Linked DNA regions of Homo sapiens: region 2 is linked to region 1. Evidence: chromatin loops called from intact Hi-C (ENCODE). Cell type or tissue: Calu3. All regions are shown on one strand. Links, peaks and the distances in the headings refer to the core of each region. The heading gives the core; the rest is flanking DNA.

Region 1 (8,348 bases), core at 285-8,284:
GCATCAGGCTACCTGACTTCAAACTATACTATAATGCTACAGTAACCAAAACAGCATGGTACTGGTACCAAAACAGATATATAGACCCATGGAACAGAACAAAGGCCTCAGAAATAACAACACATATCTACAACCATCTGATCTTTGACAAACCTGACACAAACAAGCAATGGGGAAAAGATTCCCTATTTAATAAATATTGTTGGGAAAATTGGCTAGCCATATGCAGAAAACTGAAACTGGACTCCTTCCTTATACCTTATACAAAAATCAACTCAAAATGGATCAAAGAGTCCCTCCTAGGACCATAAAAATCCTAGAAGAAATCCTGAGCAATACCATTCAGGACGTAGGCATGGGCAAAGACTTCATGACACCAAAAGCAATGGCAACAAAAGCCAAAACTGATAAATGGGATCTAATTAAACTAAAGAGCTTCTGCACAGCAAAAGAAACTATCATCAGAGTGAACAGGCAACCTACAGAATGGGAGAAAATTTTTGCAATCTATCCATCTGACAAAGGGCTAATATCCATAATCTACAAAGAACTTAAACAAATTTACAAGAAAAAAACAACCCCATCAAAAAGTGGGCAAAGGATATGAACAGACCCTTCTCAAAAGAAGACATTTATGCAGCCAACAGACATATGAAAAAAAGTTCATCATCGCTGGTCAGTAGGGAAATGCAAATCAAAACCACAAGATACCATCTCACACCTGTTAGAATGGCAATCATTAAAAAGTCAGGAAACAACAGATGATGGAGAGGATGTGGAGAAATAGGAATGCTTTTACACTGTTGCTGTGAGTGCAAATTAGTTCAACCATTGTGGAAGACAGTGTGGCGATTCCTCAAGGATCTAGAACTAGAAATACCATTTGACCCAGCAATCCCATTACTGGGTATATACCCAAAGGATTATAAATCATTCTACTATAAAGACACATGCACATATATGTTTATTATGGCACCATTCACAATAGCAAAGACTTGGAACCAACCCAAATGCCCATCAATGATAGACTGGATAAAGAAAATGTGGCACATATACACCATGGAATACTATGCAGCCATAAAAAAGGATGAGTTCATGTCCTTTGTAGGGACATGGATGAAGCTGGAAACCATCATTCTTAGCAAACTATCACAAGAACAGAAAACCAAACACCACATGTTCTCACTCATAAGTGGGAGTTGAACAATGAGAATACATAGACATAGGGAGGGGAACATCACATACCAGGGCCTGTCGGGGTGGGGGGCTAGGAGAGGGATAGCATTAGGAGAAATACCTCAAGTAGTGGATGGATTCGCGGGTGCAGCAAACCACCATGGCACATGCATACCTATGTAACAAAACTGCAGGTTCTGCACATGCACCCCAGAACTTAAAGATAATTTTTAAAAAAATAGAAAAAAAAGAAACACAGAACAATCACAATTAATAGGAAATATGAAGTATGAAGACTTGGAAGTTATAAAATTGATGATCAAGATAAAAGTCTATTAGGTGTGATGGAAAATTTTAACGACAAACTTATAAGACAAACTGGTTAAAAAGGGGCAGAAACAGAGTTGACCAACACACTGAGCCATAGCTTTTTCTGTGTTTCCTTTTATCATGGCTGTGGCTTTCTGACACTCTGCAAAACAAGGCAAATGTCTTATTATGATTGCTAAACAGACTAACCCAGGCTCAGAAATAATCAGTATTATTTGCAAGTGATGGTCACATGTGTGCTCATGCATCCAGAGTTGTAGCTGGCATTTTATGAAATGACACAAAAGATTCTGTGCATCTTCAATTTTCCAGATTTAATGAGTGTCTTTTCAGAACAGAGGACTGTTACAAGAATGGTGGAGAGATATCAGGAAGGTCATTCCCCTTTCCCCTGGGGAGCTTTAAGCATGTATAGTTAGGATGAATCACTTATATCCATGCACAATTAAATAGGTCTGCTGCAGAGCAACCTGTGAACAAATGCGGGTCAAAATATCAGTATGTGTATCCATGTTGAAGTGATGCTGATAAACAGGAATAAAAAGAATCAGGTGGAAGGTTTTCAAAACAGTATCAGTAAAACTGATGAACTTAATTTCATGGGGAGGAAAGGGTAAAATATTCTAGCATATGCAAAGTTATGGAAGTAGAAGCAAATACTTCATCACAGTCTACCTCATCACAGTGGAATAGTATGTTTTATTATTATAATCGTTATTAGTATTCCTATTTGAGAATGGGAGATGGCTGAACATGTAAATTAACCTGCCCCAAGTCACATAGTGAGTTACCAGTGCAGCTAAAATAAGTGATATTTTAGGAACAGTTTACATCATGAAACACTGAAGCTGTATATTTTTTCAATAAATGATAGTACTCTAGGTAGTTCTTAGACAACAATGAGTAGAAACTAAACTATATTTTTAAAGGGCTTACTTAATAAATATTGCAAAAGATAGGGCAAAGAGCTTTCTTATTCCCCTAGTGAAGAAAGCCAGGGTATTTTTTTAAAGGAAGAAGAATCATTAACAGTATTTCCTGAAGGAGAATAAAGCCTTCCAGCCTGCATCAGAATTCCACATTACTACCCGAATTCTAAGATTAAGGGTGTGTTTTACCCACACCCTAGATTTTTGGGAACACAGGCTCAGCATTATGTAAGGTCCACTAAGGAGGATAATGTGACTCTTCTCTTTACGGGAAAGCCCTTATCCTGATCTTATATATATATATATCATATATATATATATATATATATATATATCATATATATATATATATATATATATCTCATATATATATATATATCATATATATATATCATATATATATATCATATATATATCATATATAAAAATCATATATGAGTCATATATATCATATATATGATTCTATCTATATAGCAATATATAGATATATATTTCTATATATAAATATAGAAATTATATATATATATATATTTCTTTTTTAAATGCACTTTATCCTTTAGCCAAACTGCCAGATCACTCAGATTGGCACACATCTATTTATCTCTACTGTCAGCTCCTGTAAATGGTAGCATTTACCCAAGACAGAAAAATCTCCTGGAATAACCAGTATACTTGTTTCAATAATCTGCAGAGCCATAAATGAGAATGATTCAGAATAGAAGAGTAGCTGGTTTCAAATACTATTTCATTTTCCTCCCAGCCCACTACTAGAGTCTAGTACACTACTGTATAGTGTGGGCCTTTGTGGAGGCTTCTATTTCCCACCTGTATTTCTTTTTCTTTTTCCAGCAACAGTCTGCCTTTGTGCCAACTCCTAAATAACCATAAATTTTGTTCTTATAAACCTTAATGAATGCTTGGCCAAGATGCTGTAACTATTGGCTTCTATATTGGAGCATAAATGGAAAGGGGGAAAAAAGTGCACTGTGAAAAACTGGATAAAATGGAAAAAAGATCACAGCAAACCCAAAGTCGCAATTTGCCTTTAATGTGAAGGAGGCCTTGTTTTCACGGTGTGGCAGCTTTCAGGGGTTTTAATCTCAAAGTGGCTGATCAATTTAAGGTAAGTGGCAGGCATTTGGCCTGGTTCCCAGGCTTTGCTTTGCTGCTCTGAGAAAAGAAAGGATTCAGTCAGACACACAGACAAGAGGCATCATCAGCGGCTCCCACATTCCAAGCATTTTAACACAGATTAGGTTGGCATGATTCTACTGTTTACTGAAATCTCCTAGGTGTTGCATTTTTCCTTTTCCTTGCTGCAGTTATCCAAGATGGTTTTCTCAGGTCAAGACCTTCATATGCCAAATAGCTTGCAGTGCTGTGAAGGGAAAAGAAGAGCAGAGGTCAAGACTTCTGATTAAAATGCTATTTCACTTGCTTGCTGCAAAATATGAGACTTCAGACAGCAGGTAATTGAGCACTGAACTTTTTGCCTAAGGCATACATTGAGACAGGAACTGTTTTACATGCATGCCTGAGGGGGAAAAAAAACAAAGATAATTTCTTTAACAAGGACAAACTTAATTCAACTAGGAATGCCCAAAGGATTAACAGGGTGATCTGTAGTTATTCTTGCTTCAGATTTTATAAGCATGAGGCTTACAGATAATGTTGAACAAGATTACAACCAATATAGTCCATTTTTAAATTAATATTTTTACACCATATACTCTTTATTTTTTCAAACAGCAATATTAAATGAGTTCAACAGACCCCTTACCACTGTCTCATCTTCTTAGCAAAAGTTAATTTTTTAATCCATTTGACCTATAACATAGGTTAAATAAAATATGCATTCCATCGATTAAGCCAAAAAACAAATAAATTGTCTCTCATATATTTTGGCTATATTATACCATATAGAAAATTTGTATTTTAAAATACATTTTCACAGTTTTTAAAGATACTTTGCCTTACTTTAATATAATCAAGAACACCTTCCCATTAGTCATCTTCATGGCAGATCTCCTCATGTTTTATTTCTAAGAATTTTATCAAAATAAGAAACTACTATAGATTTTTAAAAGTAATTTTTCTAGCTATTATACTTTTCAAAAGCAATGTTGAATTATTACACTTACTATACCTAGAAATGCCTTCCTAACATTTCATACATTTACATTGACTTATTTCTTCCAAAACTAACACATGGTTGCACTTGAGTAACTTATATTAAGAATAAGTGTTCTTCAAAAAAATTAGCCAGGCATGGTGGCAGGCGCCTGTAGTCCCAGCTACTCAGGAGGCTGAGGCGGGAGAATGGCGTGAACCCAGGAGGCAGAGGTTGCAGTGAGCCGAGATCACGCCACTGCACTCCAGCCTGGGTGACAGAGCGAGACTCCATCTCAAAAAAAAAAAAAGAATAAGTATTCTTGTTTGTAAGGGTTAGCTTAGAAACTAATGCAACTATAACCAGTTATCTTAACTTCAGTTGTTATATATGCAAGTGTGGCTTTTAAAAAATAATATATGACTTTTCACTGATTAAAGAAAAAAAATAGAGTCAGAAAAGAAGCAGCTAGCAACCGTCCTTCTGCTGTTGCCGCATATGTCTTATCAACCTGTGATACTTGTCAACATGTGATACTTGGAACTGCAGCAGCCATCTTGCGAACATGAAAAGAGCCAGCCTAAGAGGCCTAGCTGAAGTGCTGAGGATGGCAGACAGGAAAGATGGAAAAAGTATGGTTTTAAATTATGTCATTGAGCCATTGAACCAACAATCCTGGGTCCACTCAACTTGAGATTTCTTCTTATGTAAGATAATAGATTCCCTTTCATTCATGCAATCATATTTGTTGAGCATCTACCATGTCCCAGACCCTATTCTAGGTGTCTGAAGTAGCTCAGTGAACAAAACACAAGATCCCTACCCTTGTGGAACTCACATTCTAGCCAAGAGAGATTATAATAAACTAAAAACGTTAAGTAAGAAAATTCTATAGTATGTTAGGAAATAGTAAGCAGAAAAAAATTGATAAGAGGAGCATGGCAAAAAGAATCAAGAATGCTAGGATCAAAGGGACAGGTTTTGATGTTGAATAAAGTGAGAATTTGGCTTCACTGAAGAAGTGAGATTTGAACAAACACTTGAAGGAAATGAAGGACTTATTTCTTAAGCCAGTGGAAGATAGGTTGTATTTTTCTTATTGTTGACAATCCTCTAAGTGAGAGAGAGATATGGGAAGAGAGAGAAAGACAGAGAGAGATTTGGGATAGTGTCTGATTCCAGCTCCTCTTTGATTCTTCTTAGTTCCAGTCAACCAAATGACTTTTTCCTTTGCTTAAGTTTCGGCTGGGTTTCTGTCACTTGTCACTTGAAGACAGATTAGTAAGTTTTCGTTAGTCATAAATAAACTATCTCTGGTTCCAGGAACAGCCAGCCCAAATAGATATTGAGCCATAATTCCATCCTCTGTATAAAGAGCTTTATTGCCCACACTGGGGGTGTCCAGGCATCCATAAAACATGGCCTGTGAGGTTTTCAGCTTCCCAAGTGGAGTGAGAAGATGCTCAGGACTGGGGGGGGAGCTAAAAAGAGAAGCTCTATTTTGGGACTGGTAGTAAAAATTGATGGGCATATTCTAAAAGGGTAAATCTGCAGGAAGAAAGGTAAAATAAATAACAGAGAAAAAGAGGTGAACAACTAAAAAATGTATACTGTACCTAGGAGATAGGAACAGAGAACACTAGCTAGAAGCAACATCTCCCATTTTTTTGTAAAATGGGTTCAATGAGAATACCTACCTCATAAGACCCTCACAGGGTTATTGTGATTAAATGACATAATGCATGTAACCACAGGGCTATGATTTGGTAACTGTTCCATAAAAATTGGCCATATACCTTTACTATATCTATTTGTATTTGGTTCTTTTTGGGAGGCATACTACACAAGTTTATTTCAAAACATTGCTGTCGGATAAGAGATTTATGGATTCTGTGTGATTACGGATATTAACTAGAGAATCTCTGTATGTTGTTATATATTTGGGAGTGTCTTAGTCCATTCAGACTGCTATAACAAAATACCTTACACTGGGTGCTCAAAAATACCAGTAAATAAATTGCAATGCAGTGAGAGATTGTTTTTTAATGTGATGACAGTGCATAATTTCAATAGGGTCAGAGAAAACTGGATGCTCATATTGAAGGCTGACTTACAGACTTACAAAAATACACATTTATTTCTCACAGTCCCAGAGGTTGGGAAGTCCAAGATCAAGGCACCAGCAGATTCAGTGTCTGGTGAGGAATCTCTGCTTTACAGATGACACCTTGTTGCTTCGTCTTCACATGGCAGTATGGGCAAGGCGGCTCCCTTCAACCTCCTTTATAAGAAGCACTAATCCCATTCATGAAGACAGAGCCCTCGTAACTTTATTCCCAAAAGACTCTCACTTCTTAATACTATCATACTGGGTGCTAGGTTCCAACGTATGAATTTGAGGGAGATGCCAACATTCAGACCATAATAGGGAGGATGGGACAGTGTATGTGTGTGTATGTGTGTGTGTGTGCATGTATATATATGCATGCTAGTGCATGTTCACTTCTTGACTTCTCATGGTATTATTATGCTCTCAATTATCTTGCTTCCCCCCTCATCTTTCTTCCACGTCCAATTTGTCATTGACTCCAAGAGAGGTAGTTGAGGTATATTTAAAAATCAAAGCTGGCCTTGGAATTAGAACCCCACGTTAAATCTGTTATTAGTTCTGTGACGCTAAGAAAATCACTTAGTCTCTCAGAGCCTCAGTTTGTCACCTTCAAATCAATGAGAAAACCACACAGGCTCCTAGCATGACACCTATCCCATGGTAGATACTCAGGATACTTTGTTGAGCCTGCATCTTCTTTCATGATGTCTCTGAAATCTATGCCTTTCTTTTGTTACCTTTGCCACCCTGGAGCAGGACTTTATCCCCTCTCATCCAAGCCTCAGCCTCCAATCTGAACATCTAGTTTTCTCTGACCCAATTGAAGTCATGCACTGTCATCAGATTAAAAAATAATCTCTCACTGCATTGCAATTTATTTATTGGTATTTTTGAAGCAAACCACCAAAAATATCAAACTCTGATATTTTCCTTTCATACTTTTAGGTACATATGTTGTCAATATTGCCATTCTCTAGGCCTAAGAAGACCCTTTACTTGCTTAACTATTCCTAAATATTCTTTGTTAACACTTTCTCTGTGCTGTGTGACAACTCTCTCTTCTGAAGACTATATACTACTCTAAGCCCTGTAAGATACTAAGACAAATGAGTCCAAAAAATCTTGGCTCTACCACTCACCTGCAATAATATTAATAAAAACCACTATGTATTGTGCCCTTACATGGAAATATGCTATGATTTTATATGTGTTATCTCATATAATCCTCACAACAACCCTATAAGGTATTCTTATTATTATTTTATGAGAAAACTGTAGCTTGGGAATATTAAATCCATTTCCCATTATATAGATAGAAAGTGGTAGGGCACAGATTTGAACCCAGATCAAAGCCTAAACTCTTAAGCTCTCAGCTACTCTGCCTGTGTTATATTCTTGGAGAAATAATAGAAATGGCTGTACCATCAGACTGATTACAAAAGAGTTAACTACAACTTGCAAGTGGCATTAACTACTTACAACTACTTACAAATTACCTACTTATACATTCCTCAGAAATTTTTGCAACTCATTGTAGATATCTTAGTTAACGTCTCCTAGCTTCAACTATAAAATATCAGTGATATCACCTAGTTTATAGAGTTGATAGCAGTATTATTTGAATTACTGCCTTAATGTGGTTAAAGGGCTAGTATAGCTTCTGATATAGACACCCAATATATATTAGTTCCCT
Region 2 (8,348 bases), core at 163-8,162, 61 kb after region 1:
TCAGAACTGTCTCTACTATGTACCTATTTTATTCTTCTCTCTTTGTATAGATGGCTTCCTGTGCTTCTCTAATCCATATTGTGGTTTAAAAAAAAAGTTGCCAATAGTTCCTGGTGTGTGTGTGTGTGTGTGTGTTCTTGTGTGTTCTTGATACAGCCACACACACAGTGCCTGGTGTTTTTCTCCTTCTTGTACAAAGGATGGCTTCTATTCTTGCTCTTGCTATTTTTTCTTTTTTTTTTTTTTTGGACAGAGTCTCGCTCTGTCACCAGGCTGGAGTGCAGTGGCGCGATCTCAGCTCACTGCAACCTCCACCTCCTGGTTTCAAGCAATTCCCCTGCCTCAGCCTCCCAAGTAGCTGGGACTACAGGCGCACGCCACCACGCCCAGTTAATTTTTTTGTATTTTAGTAGAGACAGGGTTTCACCATGTTGGCCAGGATGGTCTTGATCTCCTGACCTCGTGATCCGCCCGCCTCAGCCTCCCAAACTCTTGCTATTTTCTAAATTTCCTGGACAATGCCATCAATTAGACCAATCAGTTGTACTTTACTAGAAAGTTATATAACAGCCCCAAGTCAATTAAGTGGAAAGAGGTGGGTGAAGGGGCAATTCTGAGAAAACTTATTTGGCCAATTTCAGGTAGGTAAATGTCCATTATAATACTACACAAGGTATTTAACCTGGACTTTTCCTAATTTTGTTGTGATAAAAGCCTTTGTAAATACATTTCTGCACATTTAGCAGATTATTTCCTTTGGTCAAACTTGTTTAAGGATTTTGACTCATGAGTAAAAAATGATTTTCCAGAATGATGGCAAGACACCACCAGCAGCAGGATGTAAGCTTGCCTATGTCACTGCTCTTTACCATGTCATACTTGACATCATAACTTTTCATTTTTTTCTAATTTGATTGCATATTTAGTTCTAACTTTAGTTATTTTGTAATTTGGGAGCTTATTCCTTGCTGGCTCCCTGATGTCTTCGAAGTCCAATATAATTATATTATTACTAATAAGATCCCTAAATTCTAAGTCTCTGTAATTTACAAAACGCTTCTCTGATCAAGCACTTTTGGGCTTTATGAAGCGTCCTTTATATTCTTTGAAGTACAATATATACTTAGTCCCTACTCTATGACTTTCGGCTCAAGCATGTGTTTTAATCATCTCTGAATTCTTTGAAACACTTTATTCAAAGATTTTCATGTAATACATGCTCAATAAATACTTGTTGAGTATAATGTGGCTGTGTCTTTGTTTTGTGCTGCTACCACAGAATACCTGAAACTGGGTAATTTATAAAGAGCAGAAATTTATTTCTCACAGTTCTGGAGGCTGGACAGTTCAAGATCAAGGTGCCAGCATGTTTGGTATGAGGGCCCAGTCTCTGCTTCCAAGCTGGTGCCTTGAATGCAGCATCCTTCAGGAGTGAGGAATGCTGTTCTTCACATGGCATAAGAGCTCAAGAACAAAGAAGCAAAAGGGGCCAAACCCTCTCTTTTATAAAGGCATCAATCCCACTGATGAGGGCGAAGTTCTTTTGGCCAAATAACCTCTTAAATGGTCTCATCATTGCCTGTGACAATAACAGTTAAATTTCAACATGAGTTTTAGAGGAGACAAACATTCAAAGCATAGCAGATTTTAAGGAATAGAAAAATTCTGAAACCTGTTTCTAAGGTTCGTTATCCTCCAAGGCCATTTCTGTAATAGCAAAGAAAGGTAAGGTGGTTTGCCAAAATCTGTCTAGTCTCTCTAATATAAACATTCCCACCAATGTAGACAGTGCCATGTCTTCACATTATTGCTAAGTTGCAACCACTCTTTCTTTGACATATCTCTAGTATGTATCTTTTTTTTTTTTTAACACTACTCTTATTGCCATTATCCCGGTCCAGGTTCTCCTGATAACACTTGTCTTCACATAAGAAGGCAGAAAAAATTATATACCTATACTTGTTACACATAAATTATATATAATATATAAAATCATAAATTTTGTAGTTATTTATATTAATATATGTTGTATGATTATATTTATATGTTATATACTTTTATATTTTAATATATGTGGAGGAATTACATATGGAGATATTAACCAAGTTTTTTGCTGTTGTCTTGGTGATCACTACCTCCAGAGCAAATAGCATTCACAGCCTCTGGGGAACATTTATTTGTCCCAGAGAAAGCAGGGCACAAGTTATCATGAGGAAAAACAAAGAAGGCAATAGGCTTTTAAAAAATTTACAACAGAGGACTTAGTCTTGAAAGCCAATGAGCTTTTGATTTCAGATAGCCCAGTTTTTTGAAAAAGAAGTGTTTTGAGCACTAAAAGTTTGGCACTGAATATAAAAAGCCAAAACCCTGAAGAACTTGGTCCATAAAGTTTATACCATAGAGATAAGAGTAGTATCTAACAATAAAAGGGTGAGTTTTTCTGCCCCTACAAGGAGAGGTCTTGGTTGTTATACCACGGGCAGATAAGAGAGCTAGGAAGGAGCCTTACTCCACTTCTCCCCAGGGTTCAAACCAGAATGAAGTTCCAGGGGCTAAGTGAGGTGGAGTTTAGGAGTAGCCTCGAGCACCCGCAGTGTGATACCAGAGAACAACTGACAGCCACTGTACCCCAAAGAGAGGTGTATATGTGACTGAAAGGAGGCCATCAGATCCCAGAATCCTGATGGTTGGAAAAAGGAGGAGGTAGTTTATAGTCTTCATAACCAGGAATTCTGTAAGGTTGTGGTCTCCTAACATAGGCCAAAGGGATAGAGGCAGACAACCAAAAACCATATGGAATTTCTCTCTCAGCAGATGCCAGTGGAAGATCAAGGACAAATGAAGAGCAAATATCCCCTTCCTGGTTATTGCGTAAATTTAGCACAAACCTCCAGAAACTCAGATGTAACTTAAGGAAAAGTGCGCAGAAATCAATCCTGATTGAGGATTTTAAAATAAAATTGTAAAAACTGAGCTCCCTTAAAATCAACAAGATTAATTTTTTCACCATTATGTAGAATAAAGACTTAAAATAGAGGGTAAAATGAGAGGAAAGGGATACTAATTTCTATATTTATGTATAATACATAATACACTTAAGCATATATTATTACATAGTATAATTATTATATAATTACATATTATTACATAATATATTATATACATAATGCATATTATGTATAAATATAAAATATTTAAGTATATACTTACTATATTATATACATAATGCATATTATGTTTCTAGTTATATATAAAATATTTAAGTATATACTTACTATATTATATATATAATATGCATGTTGGGTATATACTGCCCCACATACATAATATGCATTATGTATATAATATAGTAAGTATATACTTAAATATTTTATATATTTCAATATTTGAAAATTTCCATCTGTATGAAAAAATTAAGACATACATGTTCTCAATACCAAAAATCATAATTTGAGACCAAGAGACTAAATATAGTGTGATATATCTATAACACACACACACACATACGCACACACACATACTGTTGGTAGTGATTCACTTTATCCTGGAAAGATAATATTAAATAGGTGGTACAGCTTACACTTGATAGTATCTTAGAATCAAGAAGCCATGTTAGTATTTGTTTTATCAAACTCACTGATGTGTAGACATCCTTGGAGAGGCAGAATGGCATATGATGCAGGGGTGAGACTTGAGAATCCCAACTTCACCAGTTTTGAGCTATCTAGGGCAAGTTTTGTAACCTTTCTGGAACGAATAATAAAATTCCAAACTTCTAGGGCTGATGAAAAGAGTAAATAAATTAATGCCCATAAAGAACTTAGTTATGCACCTACCTCATAGTAAGCAGAAAATAAACATTGTTATTATTATCATTTGTGAACATTTTAAAGCATAATGTTTGCTTTTCTGTGTCACGCTTCTGAATGTTATTTATAAATGTGCACGATCTAACTATTATACAACAAAGAAACTCTTGGATTTTAAAGTTAGTCTTTAATTTACACACAATCATCTCTATGGGGTAGAAAAAATTCTAAAACAAACTCTAAACTCATTCTTAATTTTAAAATGGTTAAATACACTTAATTCAAACTGCCATGTGTAATTGAGACCAAGAGTCTGTGAAAAAGCCAAGCCAGAGAAAATAGGAGATTCCAAATGGTGCTTGATAAACATTCATTCAGTACCACAAATACTTATACAGGGGAAAAGATGAATTATTTAATTGGGCAGCAGTTATTGTTAAAGGAAAATAAAGTGGAAAAAACTGAAATATTTAGGTACCTATCAAGAAGTGATGAAAGCCAGCTGTGGAAATATTCTGTAAGAGAGTTTCTGTATTACAAAGGAAATAGCTGTACAATGTCAAGAAGGGAACTGGCGAGATGGAAAGCAAGGAAACCCACAACAATAGTCATAGTCACAAAAGCAGTGTCCACATATAAACTCGGCATCTTCTTACTGTGCTGTGGTTTGAAGATTTTGTTTCATCACTGTTATCACCTCACCTCTGTGAGATCAGCAGGTGGAAGCAGAAACCAGCCAGGGGTGGACTGCAAAGAGAATAGAACTAATGATTAGAATAAGTCATGTAAATATCTTTCTTAAGAATTTGATGATGGAGAAATGTAAGGCATTAACCTAGTAAGAAAAGAAGCTGGGTTAGATAAAGAATGGTTGTTTGGATCACTTGTTTTAACTTCTGTAATGTCTTGAGCACACATACGGCCAGAAAAAAAAGCACGAGAGCAGGGGATGGCGGAGGAAGCCAGAATGTGTGGGCACAGATTGAAGGCTGAGACTTGGAAAGGGGTAGAAATGTTGCCTCTGGGATAATAGGAAGTAGATAAAAATAGGTTTAAGCCTAGAAGTCTGATGATGGCAAGGGAGCTAAACTCAGGGAATTTGTACCTAACAATCTTTTCTTAGAGAAGCAACTGGCTAGAAAATCTCTGAAAGTGAAGTGAGAGGAAATACACTGAAAGAAAATGTTGTTAATAAATACCAGTGTTTTGTTTGCTCCTTTGAAAACACTGCTTCACTTTCTGTAATGAGATAATTAAAGTCTTATCTCAAGAAACATGGTTAAATATGACTGCGGAAAACTCAGGCTATAAAAACTCAGGCTTCTAGGCAGAGTCTACCTATAGAAGGACTGATACCCTGCTTACATAGCTTTGTCTGGGGCTCAACAATTGCTTTTGATAACATTTTCTTTAAGAAACTTGGGAGTTAATACTGGGTATTGCATTTATAATTTATTTGGAATAAAATATTCTGGTACTTCATGAATGTCCTTAAAAAATCTAAGAAACAAGAAAATATTAGGGCCTTTCCCTAGTACGAAAAAAAAATGTCAAGCCTAGGAAGGAATTGATGTGTCCTTCCAGCTTTATTAGAAACCCAAACCACTGATTATCAGGTCTGGTGTGTGCTGCTTGGTTGCCCTGAACAAATGAGCCACGGACACAATTATAAAAGAAAGACATCAGACTAGGCAAACTATCATTTCGAAAGAATTAAGACAGCCATATTGTATGTTAATTATCAGCTCATCTACCTCCTCCCTGGTGTCACTTCTCTTCAGAGGCTACTTAATCTCATTGAGACAAGACAGCCTGCCTAATTGATACAGAAAACGAACGCCTTTTGATCTTATATCAAACAAGAGTTAGACTAAGAGATGGATACAGCAGGCAAGATGACTGTCTTCCAAAGGAGAATTAACGCTGCAGGAAGGAAAGTAGGAAAGCAGTAATATCTTACTTCGGAATTCCATAGACCAGGTTTACTTAAATAAGGATTGAAAAGTAATAAGTTCATCCCACTGAATGAATAGGGTTTGTTTGTTCTTAGTGATAAAGCACAAAGAATACTGCAGCTGTGAAATCTTTCAAAATTATCGATTTTCAGATAAGTGTTACATTAGTGATGGAAAGCACAATAGAAGTATAATAAATGTGAGAACACCTGCCTTTTAGCACTTAACTGTAAAGGACAGGGGTTTGTTAACATTAACCTTTACTGCTGCCATATACTGCCCCTACTAAATAATTTTCTAGGAAGAGAAGAAATTTCTTGGAAGAGACTTGTGATTTAAATAGCATTCAGTGTGCTTTGTATAGAAATTATTTAGCTACAGGGGTGAGGAACCGGCTTTGCAATGACCAGAGTATCTGTGAATATACTAGTGTGTCTGTGAAGTTATCAGGCCATTATTTATACATCAAGAAAATCGTAGAAAGGGATGTTCTCTATTCTAATGCAAAAGGTAATTTAATAATTGTATCTGTTACAGTTTACATAGTTAATATAACGGTAGTTCGGAGAACTAGTCCAAGAGTATGATTACATGAGTGAGATTAAATAAATGTTGGTATTCAGGGAGAAAATATTAGGAAGAATACAGTGTTTTCTTTTTAGATACAGATGATTTGAAAAATAACATGCTCTCTAGTTTAGTGGTTCTACCAATTGGATCACAGTCTTGATATATATGAAAAACTTAGGATATCTGATATTTGGAAAAGTATATCCTCCCACAAACTGACATTTTTTAAGGCCGGGAACTATGAAGAAATACTACAAAACACTGCCAGAAAGGAATGAAGGCAGAATAAAATAACACCTTTTTCTTACCAGAGACAATATCTATAATGATGAATAACCAAATCAACAACAATTAATATTGATTTAAATGAGTCTGGTAAAAAAAAATATGGTTGTCTGATTAGAATAGAGTATATGAGTGTCTTCAAAATAAATTCTGGCCCTCTTGGGATTTTTCTTCCAGTAATTCACAAGTCCACACTTTAAACCTTTAAACTACTCACTACCAAATTGTCCATTTCTTTCTTCTCATTTAAAATTTACACTGGTTCTTTGTTCTACCACCTTAAAGGCACCATGGCTGCTGTTTACTGAACTCCTATGAGACCCACTTCCACTTTCTAAATTAATGCAGCACGTGGCTTTTGATTTTCCTCCACACCGTTATTCTTCATCGTGACCTCTGACAACTTCAAAATTCATGCTAGGGACCCATGAGATACCTCAACTATATAATCCCATAATCTTGCTACCTGTAATCCTCCAACCCCACCCAACCTGAGTGATGCACCAGCAAGATCATTCGCTGAATTTAATTATTACCAGTGCTAAGAATATTCATTCTCCACACACAATCACGGTTCTACCACTGTACCTCTCCACCTTCCCATCTCCCTCTTTGTTTTCTGCTCACCAAGTTCGATAAACACTAAAACCCTCATAGTTTAATGCATCCATTAACTTTCTATAAAAAGGAAGGTTCTTCTAGTTTCTTCTTTTCAGCCCTTTTTATCATCCTTTCTAACACCGAGTCTCAGTTCTCATTACCCACCATATCAGTGGGCAAACTTACATCATACACACTCTCTAATTTTTCTGCTTTTGCTGATGAGCATTGCTGGAGAAAACCTGGGACTGCCCTGGCTCACTATAACATACTGATGCTAGCTTCCACTGTGCTGGAAACGCCAACAACAATCCTCTGATTCATTGCTGGGAACATTCTCCCTAACAGCTCTACAATCATTCTTACTCACTTACCCAAAGCCTTTTGTATCTTTTCTATACCATTCATGCAACGACTTTCTGAAGCAATCAACTACAAACTGGTCTCATCTACCCTCCCCTCCTCTTCACCTCAATATACAGATGTCTCTTCACTTAACTCTCTCCATTTCCATATGCCTTAAAGGCACTATTACCACCATTTACCTAACCCCCAATCCTATATTTTTAGCCTTGAGATCTCTCCTGAAGTCCAGTGCCACATTAAAAGTTTCTTATAACATGTCCCAGTGCTTAGTCTAGAGCTGGCACAGGGTTGATACCCAGTAGATATTTATCGAATGAATGAATAAATGAATCTATACCTGAATGTGCTACTTTCAAAACAATTCTAAAAAAAAAGTAGAGTTACTGGAAAAGAAAGAAAAAGAATCATCAAAGAGAAAGAATGTTTTATTTTGGGGTAGAAAGCAGCTTTCTGCTCCTTCTACTCCAGCTGCTACTATTATCTTCAAATCTAGTATTGAAGCATTCCAGCGATTTTTTTTTTAACTGAGGTTTTTAGGGTTGTTTGGAATATGGAATTGGGCATACATAAGATTAATCCAGCTGAAATAAAAACAACCTGATTGGATATGTAATATTTTAAAGGGCAATAGTTAAATACATATTACTTAAATACACAGTATATCTAAAGTTATATCCTTATAAAAGCAGAAGGTGCATAAAACCACCCCCGAACCATTCTGATCATGAGCATTCTTTTTGCTACCTTCGGATTCTTACAGTCT

The links. Hi-C counts contacts between places; a loop is a spot of excess contacts. Peaks named below come from ENCODE experiments on the same cell type or tissue, not always from the same donor. Only the 100,000 strongest peaks of a DNase experiment are listed, where the experiment ranks them.
Region 2: a loop joins it to region 1, with 2.2 times the contacts of the local background. A loop is called at or near these places in 3 of 110 quality-filtered maps.

What each region holds. Positions count from the first base shown.
Region 1 is chr7:92,912,302-92,920,649 of GRCh38, reverse strand. CDK6-AS1 (CDK6 antisense RNA 1) reads right to left here. Exons shown (of 2, transcript NR_110088.1): 2 at 3,463-3,813. Among named protein-coding and RNA genes, the nearest start is that of CDK6, 80 kb to the right of the region's middle. In Calu3, for the core only: no CTCF peak of the experiment used is centred there; a DNase peak (open chromatin) is centred at 3,579.
Region 2 is chr7:92,851,117-92,859,464 of GRCh38, reverse strand. All of the region lies in intron 1 of CDK6-AS1 (CDK6 antisense RNA 1), which reads right to left. Among named protein-coding and RNA genes, the nearest start is that of CDK6, 19 kb to the right of the region's middle. In Calu3, for the core only: no CTCF peak of the experiment used is centred there; no DNase peak of the experiment used is centred there.